2 separate regions of the Homo sapiens genome follow, and region 1 is linked to region 2. The links are chromatin contacts, found by Hi-C or POLR2A ChIA-PET in ENCODE. All regions are on one chromosome and are shown on one strand. Each heading gives the region's core, a stretch centred on a gene start or an enhancer-like site at or near the end of the contact. The rest is flanking DNA. Distances are from core to core; before and after follow the strand shown. Region 1 overlaps TNIK (TRAF2 and NCK interacting kinase). Region 2 overlaps TNIK (TRAF2 and NCK interacting kinase).

Region 1 (5,298 bases), core at 1,305-3,804, 41 kb after region 2:
GTTTGGGATTCTGGCTGCAGCCCAGGCACCATTTTCCAAGTAATTAATGAGCCCTGCAATGTCCTGGCTTGTGACCACCAGTCTCTTCCTTTGTTATATTACATCTTGCCTGGAGAAGGACTCAATGCAAGAGCAGGCAATAGGCTGCCACTTGACAAAGAGCAAGCTGTTATTTTTAGGTGAAAACACCGAGTTTTTTTTTTTTCTTTACTTTTGCCACATGACAACATAGGTGTTGGTAGTTAAATCTTAGGCTCACAAAGAAAGCCCTAGAAGCAGAAGTATCTATGGTTATGGATTTCTAATAGACTGTCAAGAGCTGCAATGGAGCATACAATCATAGGGTGGGAACTCGACCTTCACCCTCACCCTCAAGCCTAGGCTATTTGCACCACATCAGCATATGAGAGAAAAAACACCAGGGAACTCAGTTTTTGGTGAAGGGCAAGAAGAGGTCAAAAGGTGAAAATGGACTTTTTTTCCCCTTCCTTATTCCTTAGTTGCAAGGGGATAAAATAGTAAGCTTTTCTTCATTATGATCATTCATGCATTCAAAAAATATGCTTTTAGTATCATCTAGTTGTTTTAACATTGTTTTAGGTGCTAAGGATGGAGTACTCAACAAAAACAGAATCCTTATTTATCTACAAGGCACAGTCTAGTGAAAAGAGACTGAAGTGAACAAATGAATGAATGAATGATGAATGGATGGATGGATGGTAGATGGTGATGAATGCTACGGGAAAAAAATTAAACATGGTAAGGGGAACAGGGAATGGAGAGGGTGGGGTGTTATTTTCTATAAGGTGGTCAGGGAAGGCCTCTCTAATAAAATGACATTTGAGTAGAGACCTGGAGAAAGTGAAGGAACAAGCAACAGAGGTGTCTGGAGAAGAGGATCACAGGCAGATGAAACAGCAGGAAGAAGGGCACTGCAGTCAGACTCTGCTTGGCGTGGTTGATCATTAATTACTCTAAAAGCTTAACAATCTATGCAGAATTGAGTCACTGTAGATAAATGCCTTCAAGTCTCTACACTGATTTTATGATTTTTGAAGAAAAATCACTGAAGCTGTATTATGTAACCTTGTGCCCTATTAAAGATATGGTCCATAATTAAACATTTTCTGATGACTTGGATATGTAAGTATGATTCCTTATTTATTCATATACACCTTGCGCATGTCATCCTTGCACTGCACTCTACTTATTCTTTAAATTATTGAGCAGCCAGTCTTTGGTAGGTCTGTGCTAGTTACTGGGAATACTGTGGTAAGCAAAGTAGACAAGTCTCTGGCCTCATGGAGCTTATAGTCTGATAAATATATTATTCAACCAATGTGTATCACTATAATCTGAGTTTAGCACCCCACCAGAATGTGCCGGGGGTATGAAAGCCCAAACGGGGCCTGGGATCTTCTGGAGGATGAAGAACAGTTTTGTGAGAAAGTGACATGGAGTTAATAACAGGAGAAGAACATTCCAGGAGCAGGAATGTGCAAAGGTCTTGAGGCAGGAGGAAGCAAATTAGGTTTTCTGTGTAAAGAGAAAGCAGTATGTCTGGATCCCAGAGAGTGAGAAAGAACAGCACTAAGAAGAAGGTTGTGTTCAGATCATCCTGGGCCTTGTAGGCTAAGTTTACTCTTGATCACATGGGAAATCATTCAAAAGGTTTTAAACAGGAGAGAGACATGATCAAATAAGCATTTTAATATGACTTTACTGGCTGCACAGTAGGAATGTAGGGGCTGCAAGGATAACATCAAGGGACAGTCCTGCAGGCGTTCATATGAGAGATGTGCAATGCCTGTGCTAGGACAGTGGTGGCAGAGACAGAAAACAGAAGAGAGAAATCAGGAACCATTTAGGAAATAGGATCAGCTGGGCTTGGTGATGAAATTCAGGAGATGATGTCATGGGTGACTCCTAGTTGGTTCTTGGAGTTGTGATAATGCCCTTCACTCACTGGTTCATTTGCTGAAAAAAAAAAAAAAAGAAAAGAAAAATGACAAAACCCTAGCTCAGGCACCAAACACATAGAGCACACTCTCTTCTCTTTGACAGCCAAGCTAGTTCTAAGTAGCATCTAGATGCCTGGTATACAAGTCCTAAGTGCCTGCAGAGCTGGCCCTCAGCTGAGAAGTGCCTATCACACACACACACACACACACACACACACAAGTAAAGAGAAGCCAACAGGCTACATTAGATTCAGGATAAATGAGCTAGCCCAAATGACTTCTTCTATTTCAACTCCACTATCATTGCATTTAACTGGTCACACCTACAAAGCAATCAGCAAACTGGGTGACTCATTAGGATTTTCTTTTCAAGAGAGCAAAGAACCTAAATAAAGATCCTTGAATTTAGCGTACAATACCCAGGAGTCATCGGAGCAGCAGCAATTTGGGGGAACTTCAAGTGTGGTATTTCGGTTTGAGTGGGGAAGTTAGAAATCAGAACTGATCTCACAAACAAAAAGCTTTTATAATAGCCTGTCCTAGATAAGAGAGTAATGAGAGGACAAAAGGGGAAAGCCATCCCCCTCTTAATACCAAGGAAACCTAGGGAAGTGACTTCTTAAAAAGGAGGTAAAAGCAGCAGTTTTAGTCACTCATCAAGAGTGACTGTTCTTCCTCTTTGCTAGAAATAGCTAAGAGAGTGTAAATCACTCACTAGGCTCTAAGAAAAGAAGACTTACAAATGAGCTTGAAACCAAATAGTGCTGTGTAGATTCTTCTACCATCTTCTAAAGAATCTGCATGGACTTACTTATTCACTGTTAAGGTTGTCTGTGCATGGTAGCCACAGTGCTAGGATGATATCTATAGTTTGTTTTTGACAACAAGTAAATCCATTATAAACCCAATTTCTTCTCTTGAGCACAAGTTTAAAAGGAAAAAAAGAAAAGCTTTTCTACTTTAACATGCCTCATGCCTGTGCTTCCAAACCAGAGCACAAGTACTCCCTGGGGCACTCAGCTCTATGCCAAGTATTACAGCAGCAGGAAACCATAGATTTTGTTTAAGTCAACCTTTCTATAGTAATTTCATTAACATAATTTTAAACTGACGCAACAATGATTATCATGTGGCATAAAGAGAATCCATCTAAATTTTAAGGATATAACAGAAGATTCCAAATACATTTCATTTTTGTGGTTTCCACACCACCACCGAGTGAAGCCTTTAGATCTCTTGAAGAGGATGGGGTGGTTACAGGCCAACGAACGTATCCATTAGATGCAGACAGCACAGGACCTAGAGCCTACAGTACTTTTTGCAGTCAACAAAAAATTATTCTTATTTTAAAATTAGAAGATAAAAACTAATTCTTAGGCCAAAGAAAATGTTTTAACATATAATATTTGTCTTACACCAATGAGGTTATAAAGCCTAATTTTTAACTTTTTGTTGTTTTATTTTTCTTGGAGAAAGGGGCCCACGGAGGCAAAAATGGGGAGGGCCTACAACAGTCATACTACAGCACCGGGTAGTGCTTTCATTTGTGTTTGAGTCCCTCTCCTCTGCTATGCTGGTAAGCCTCAAACACAAATGAAAGTGTTATTTCTTAAAGTATAGTGGTCCAAATACCAACATGATTTAGTGAGACAAGGGCAAATATTTTAATTTAAAAAGTATGTACTATATTTTTAAATATAGCTGAAAATATTGAGTTTCTCATTTACGGTAGCAACGAATTTTCTTTTTGAAAAATTTAAGTAAATAAAATACTTTAATGAAAAATATTAAGCAAAAAGACTGCAAGTTCTAGGATGAACTTGGAAAAAAAAAAAGAGGTTGGTATTGCTGAATGGCTGAAAACTAGTGATATCCTAGAATCCTAGAAATACTAGGATTCAGACTCTCAGCTATAACACCCAAAAAAGTTTCCATATAGATCATCAACTACCTTCATCTCTCAAGAAAAACAGTAAAACATGACCAGAACTTCCACCACCAATCTACTGGGAAAATTAGAAATTTTGGATAGTGGTCTGAGTGCTTATTTATATTTTAAATCACATATCATATTTTTCAGAATTAGTGGTTCACACTGGCAAGAGAGCAAGAAATATTTGTTGGTTGGTACAAAGCACCTCCTTTTACTAGCCCATGAAACAATCCTACAATAACTCTTGTATTGTACAAAGAGAGGCAGATGATTGATAAAGATTCCCACAAGAATAAGACATTCACAGAAAAATGAGATCAGCCACTGCAGTCCTACCAGCTGGGATAATTTTACAAGGGTCAGACAGCTCCAGGGCATAAACTAATCACTTCAGGGTGAGGAAGAAGCTGACTCCTGATTCCCAAGAGGCAGTGTCACACAATTAGATTGTTTATTCTAGCTCAACACAAATTTGACACATTTCCCCAAAACTGCCTGTCTAGGGTCCTGTCAAAACAGGATGATGGAAAGTCAGAATAATGTTTTAGCCCAGTATTTCCAACATTCCTGTAATCCATTCCATTTCAGTCATGTTTTGATGTAAAGGATATTTTCCCCACTAATATTTGAAAGCTATCCATTCTTGCGTATTCTAGTTACACCGAGCATACATTCATTGTGGAATAAGCAGCAGCCAATGGTATCCAGGATCTTCTAAAAGTAGTATTCGAGGGCTTTTTTTGTATGTCTTAAAATTGTTAAATCTGAGTGAATGAACTTATCTACTCCCAAAGCAAGATCTTAAGTTGTTTTTAGTGGCCAATGAAATCTTTCCCAGGGAGCTAGAAGATGGGCTACCCAAAGGAAAATATTCTATATATTTTTCAATGAACATATAGAAGAATTACAGAACAAACAAGACATAAAATACAACATTATAGCAAATGTTTTTGAGGAGGGTGAATGAGATTCTTAATTAGTTCTTTTGCCTCTGCCAATATTGTCTATACCATTGTCCTTACACAATATTTACACAAAATATTGCAGCTAATAAGCAGAATCAAAATTTGAACTCAGATCTGCTTAGATCCAAACCTATGGTCTTAACCTCTGTATTTGTTCCAGAACAGTTCCTGGAACAAAGCTGGTAGCCAAGAACAAACCTGGTAGCCAATCCGTATTTGTTGAATCTGAATCTAGATTAGGAACCAGGCTGTTTGATCCAGGATTCTGAGGTGTTTCTAGAGCTCTTTACAACTAATCTCAACACCCAGAATGAAAAAGCTCTCTATGACATTTGAAGATATTAGATGACTACATCTGATAATGCCACATTCAAATATTTTCTGTTAATTCTTCTCCCTGTTGAAATCCAATTAGCATGAGGAAAATTAACTACTGCAA
Region 2 (5,635 bases), core at 2,437-4,936:
TAGACAGTTACTACTAGGAAAAAAAAATTTAAGTTGGAGACAGTCAGCCCTGCCTCTTTCTATGCTTCAGAGAATCTGAATATTCATTTCCATCCTTCCCCAAATTCCAGACTCTAAATGGCCTAATATATGACATTAGCATGATTTCAATTAATAATCTATGATATCTTCATGTCATAAATTTTATTTGAAATTTTGAAACACATATTTCAGGTATCAAAGTATCTGACACTGGTGTAGAACTGATTAACATAAGTAAAAAACATCTTTTGACAGCCCATCACACATCCTTGTTTCACTAAATACAGAAAATTATTATATATGTAAACATATGCATATAGAATATGTAACACTTCAACACATTCCAATTATATTACTAAATGCTTGCCCTTCCATCAAGAATTTGGGGCATTTTATGGCATGGCCTTCACATAAAAACCTTAGAACTGAGCATCCCAAGGCTCAACTCAGACTTTTTTCCTTTGCATCTCCAATCTGTCAAACATGTATATTTCACTATTCTTCTAGGATCAACTCTTCAAAAGCTACTAGGTATGAGTAAACACTCTATACATAGCCCCCTGACTCCACCTGTTTTCTGGTGGTGTTAAGAAAAATATCATTGCTAGCCTATGGTCCTATCCTCAGAGGAAGGCAACACCAGGACCTATATTATGACTGTGAGTCAGGTGAGATAGTCCGAGGCAAGGAACCTTTATAGAGTGTAGACTGGATATGTGCAGAGGCGCTGAAGAACAAGACAGCCAACATGGATTCACTTCCACTGAAGAAGGCCCGGGGGAGGAAGGGTGACCTGAGTTGAACCATGAGAGGAGGTGGGGGTGGGAGGAATATGTGAAGGAACAGAGGTGAGAGGAATTATGTAAAAAGAGAGACCAGAAGAGTACATATGGATGTCTGCAGGGAAACAAGGTGGCCACAGTCAGATGAGAGTTGACAAGTGGCAGAAAAATGCCTGCTGCTAGGTCAGCAGGTGCCAAGAATGTGAAAGCCCCACAAGGAAAGCAGAGGAGGAGCCATGGTGATGGGGGAAAATGGGGCCATTCCATCAGAGAAATGCAAATCAAAACCACAATGAGATACCATCTCACACCAGTTAGAATGGCGATCATTAAAAAGTCAGGAAACAACAGGTCCTGGAGAGGATGTGGAGAAATAGGAACACTTTTACACTGTTGGTGGGACTGTAAACTAGTTCAACCATTGTGGAAGTCAGTGTGGCGATTCCTCAGGGATCTAGAACTAGAAATACCATTTGACCCAGCCACCCCATTACTGGGTATATACCCAAAGGATTATAAATCATGCTGCTTTAAAGACACATGCATACGTATGTTTATTGCGGCACTATTCACAATAGCAAAGACTTGGAACCAACCCAAATGTCCAACCATGATAGACTGGATTAAGAAAATGTGGCACATATACACCATGGAATACTATGCAGCCATAAAAAATGATGAGTTCATGTCCTTTGTAGGGACATGGATGAAGCTGGAAACCATCATTCTCAGCAAACTATCACAAGGACAAAAAACCAAACACCACATGTTCTCACTCAGGTGGGAATTGAACAATGAGAACACATGGACACAGGAAGGGGAACATCACACACCGGGGACCGTTGTGGGGTGGGGGGAGTGGGGAAGGATAGCATTGGGAGATATACCTAATGCTAAACGACAAGTTAATGGGTGCAGCACACCAACATGGCACATGGATACATATGTAACAAACCTGCACGTTGTGTACATGTACCCTAAAACTTAAAGTATAATTAAAAAAAAAAAAAAAAGAAATTGAAAATCTCTGCCACAGGGAAAAAAAAAAAGGAAAAAGTAAAGAAAATGGGGCCACAGACAAGCTTTAAGTGAGAAGGGTGCCTGAAAACAGTGCTAATAAACACTAGATTAACAGCACTAGTCACTTAGAGAGCTAAAGCATAACCTGACTTTAATGCGGCCAGTACATAGCACATATTATTTGTTTCTTTCATTTTCTTCAACCAGACCACTGAGGAAAAGGCTACAATGAGTGCAGGAACATTTGAGGACCTGAAACACTCTTTTCCCATTAAAGAAAATATTTCATCTGGGCCAAAAGCAATTGCAACAAAAGCAAAACTTGACAAATGGGACCTAATTAAATTAAAGAGCTTCTGCATAGCAAAAGAAACTATCAGCAGAGTGAACAGAAAACCTACAGGATGGGAGAAAATATTTCTGAACTATACATCTAACGAAGTCTAATATCCAGAATCCACAAGGAACTTAAACAAATGTACAAGCAAAACACAAACAATCCCATTAAAAAGTGGGCAAAGGACATGAAAAGACACTTTTCAAAAGAAGATATACATGTGGCCAGCAAATATATGAAAAAACGCTCAATATCACTAACAATTAGAGAAATGCAAATCAAAACTACAATGAGATACAATCACACACCAGTCAGAATGGCTACTGTTAAAAAGTAAAAAATTAACAGATGCTGGTGAGGTTGCATGGAAAAGGCAACGCTTATACACTGCTGGTGTGAATGTAAATTAGTTCAGCCATTGTGGAAAGCAATGTGGAGATTACTCGAAGAACCTAAAACAGAACTACCATTTCGACCCAGCAATCCCACTACTGGGTATATATCCAAATGAATATAAATTATTCTACCATAAAGACACATGCATGCATATGTTCACTGCAGCAGTATTCACAATAGCAAAGACATGAAATCACTAATTGCCCATCAATGACAGAGTGGATAAATAAAATGTAGTACATATATACCATGGAATACTATGAAGCCATAAAAAAGAACTAGATCATGTCCTTGGCAGGAACGTGGATGGAACCGGAGGCCATTTCCTTAGGAAACTAACACAGGAACAGGAAACAAAATACCACATGTTCTCACTTATAAGTGGGAGCTAAATAATGAGAACACATAGATGGAAAGAGGGGAACAACACACATTAGGGCCTACTTGAGGGAGGAGGTTAGGAGGAGGGAGAAGTTCAGAAAAAAAATCTGTCAGGTACTATGCTCAGTTACTCAAGTCATTAAACAATCTGTACACAAACCCCCAAACCATGAGTTTACCTATGTAACAAACCTGCACGTGTACCCCTGAAGCTAAAGTAAAAGTTAAAATTTAAATTAAAGAAAAAGAAAATATTTCATATGGATATTCATTCGGGACTCTTTCACCAACTTTGCATCACAGATCTGAAAGTGGGGAGTACAAAATTACATTTTATAAAGTAGGAAGGCAGGTTATAGATGCCAGCTGCGCTTCTCAGGGCATGCAAAATGACTTTTACCAAATTTAAAGAAGAAAAACTAAGCAAATGAAATTTTTTAATCTTTCCATTTCAGTGACCAATGGTGAGACTCTTAAACGTTTGGATTCCTTTTGAACAACAACAACAAAATTATATTTGGATTCCAAGTGCCTCATTCAAATGGGCTTTCATGAAAAAGCAAAATGACAGGGCCTAAATGTAAATACCACTAAAGCCCCAGGAAGCTGAAAAGAAAAACAACCAGTAGGGAAAACGTGTTCTCTGTGGTCAGAAGCAGCAATGATTCCCAGCGATTCCATGCTCGGCTTTTCTTAAAATAACAAACCATCTAAAGAGAGAAGGCAAGTGTGTTCTGCTGCCGTGGTGATGGGAAAAACCTCAGCCAGCAGCGATGGGAACTGACTAGTCAGACTTGGCAGACACAAGCCCCGGGAACAAAGTCAACAGCATGCTTCATGTTTTAGGGAGGCTTGTCTACTGTGCATCTTCAGAAAAAAGATTTAGACCGAGAAATTCATGGCCACGGCCAGAGGTTGATAGTAAAAAGGTAGCTAGTCTAAAAACACTCAGCCCTAATACCAAATCGTCCTTCACATACGTTTCCAAAACCTATTTTCTATTTATTTCTTTTCTATTAAATTTTATGGGTGGTGGTGAGGTGAGAGAGTAGTAAAAACAGGCTGGTGGTGGCAAAAATTGCCATTCTGTGCTACCACTCTGGGCAGAATCTCAAAAGCTGAAAGTCATGCCAGGCTCAGGATCATCAAATAGAAACCCTGCATCCAGCCTCATCCATGTCAACCAGGACTTCAAGGGAAGGCCTCTTCTTACATATTTCCATGTTTAGAAACTGCACACACATTCCATGTTCACTTACTCTAAGGGGTCAAGAAGTTCCTTGTGATATATGATTAATATGCATTCTCTTCATTCATTTGACTCAGAAGTCTAACCTAATCTGTGCAAAATAGTTACTGAAAGATTAGAAACTATTGAATTTCGTTCTTTGTTGTTTTGAGTTTTCTTACTTTTTTACCACTAGTAGTACCAATTCCAGACCACAAGTGATTTGTGAAATTCAGCCTTCATTTTCAAAACTGCGTATAAGCCTATTTATCCTGGAAAAAGAACTGACAGTTGACTAAATGAAAGAATCAGCACAATCATCCCAAATCTTGAGTATAAACATCTCCTGTCAATGGTCTGGGATGGTTCTCAAAGTGGTTTGGGGACCTCTGAGGATCTCTGAGACCCTTTCAGGGGTCCATGAGGTCAAGACATCTTTATAATAATACTATAATGTTATAAGACTTTTTCATTCTCATTCTTCACAATTGTACAGTGAAATTTTCCAGAGGCTATGTGCCACGAGATGACGTTATCACTCTGCAGCTAATGAAATGTTTATATATTCTTGTACTTGAAAAATCTATCACTGGAAGAATCGATATTGTTAAATTGGCCATCCTATCCCAAGCAATTTACAGATTAAATGCTATTTCTATTGAACTACCAATGACATTATTCACAGAATTAGAAAAAACTATTATAAAATTCATATGGAACCAAAAAAGAGCCTGAGTAGTGAAAACAATCCTAGGAAAAAGAAGCAAGCAAGAAGCATCACATTACCAGACTTCAAACTATACTACAGTGCTATAGTAACCAAAACAGCATGGTACTAGTACAAAAACAGACATATAGATGAATGAAACAGAACAGAGAACCCAGAAATAAAGACACACGCCTACAACCACCTGATCTTTGACGAAGCTGACAAAAACAAGCAATGGGGAAAGGATTCCCTATACAATAAATGGTGCTGAGATAACTGGTTAGCCATCCTGCACCCCTTCCTTACACCACACACAAAAATCAACTCAAAAATGCATCAAAAATTTCAATGTAAAACTTAAAACTATAAAAATCCTTGAAGAAAACCCAGGAAATACCATTCTAGACATAGGCCCTGGCAAAGATTTTATGACAAAGATGCCAAAAGCAATTCAAACAAAACCAAAAATTAACAAATAGGACCTAATTAAATCAAAGAGCTTCTGCACAGCAGAAGAAACTTTCAAGAAAGCAAACAACTTATGGAATGGGACAAAATATTTGCAAACTATGCATCTCACAAAGGCCTAATATCCAGACTCCATAGGGAGCTTAATTGAACAAGCAAAAAACAAACACCACCACTTAAAAGTGGGCAAAGGACATGAACACTTTTCAAAAGAAGACATACATGCATCCAACAAGCATATGAAAAAATGCTCAACATCACTAATCATTAGAGAAATGCAAACCAAAACCACA

What was found. Hi-C counts contacts between places; a loop is a spot of excess contacts on that map. ChIA-PET counts read pairs that join two places held with the same protein, here RNA polymerase II (POLR2A). Pooled maps may share reads with other maps.
Region 1: a pooled map shows a loop between it and region 2 (1.8-fold over the local background). The contact joins two enhancer-like sites. A Hi-C loop is called at or near these places in 3 of 168 maps with a recorded cell type or tissue (CD4-positive, alpha-beta memory T cell, lower leg skin and posterior cingulate gyrus), 3 of 37 single-sample maps with no recorded cell type and 2 of 50 pooled maps. POLR2A ChIA-PET finds 5 or more read pairs at or near these places in 9 of 52 experiments (GM12878, H1, MCF 10A and 6 more).

What each region holds. Positions count from the first base shown.
Region 1 is chr3:171,345,242-171,350,539 of GRCh38, forward strand. The region is part of intron 2 of TNIK (TRAF2 and NCK interacting kinase); the gene reads right to left. Among named protein-coding and RNA genes, the nearest start is that of TNIK, 110 kb to the right of the region's middle. RefSeq lists an enhancer at 2,244-2,293. Within about 2 kb of position 2,555, at least 5 of the 41 ENCODE cell types and tissues checked have a DNase peak (open chromatin) inside an H3K27ac peak, as active enhancers do.
Region 2 is chr3:171,303,210-171,308,844 of GRCh38, forward strand. The region is part of intron 2 of TNIK (TRAF2 and NCK interacting kinase); the gene reads right to left. Among named protein-coding and RNA genes, the nearest start is that of TNIK, 150 kb to the right of the region's middle. Within about 2 kb of position 3,687, at least 15 of the 41 ENCODE cell types and tissues checked have a DNase peak (open chromatin) inside an H3K27ac peak, as active enhancers do.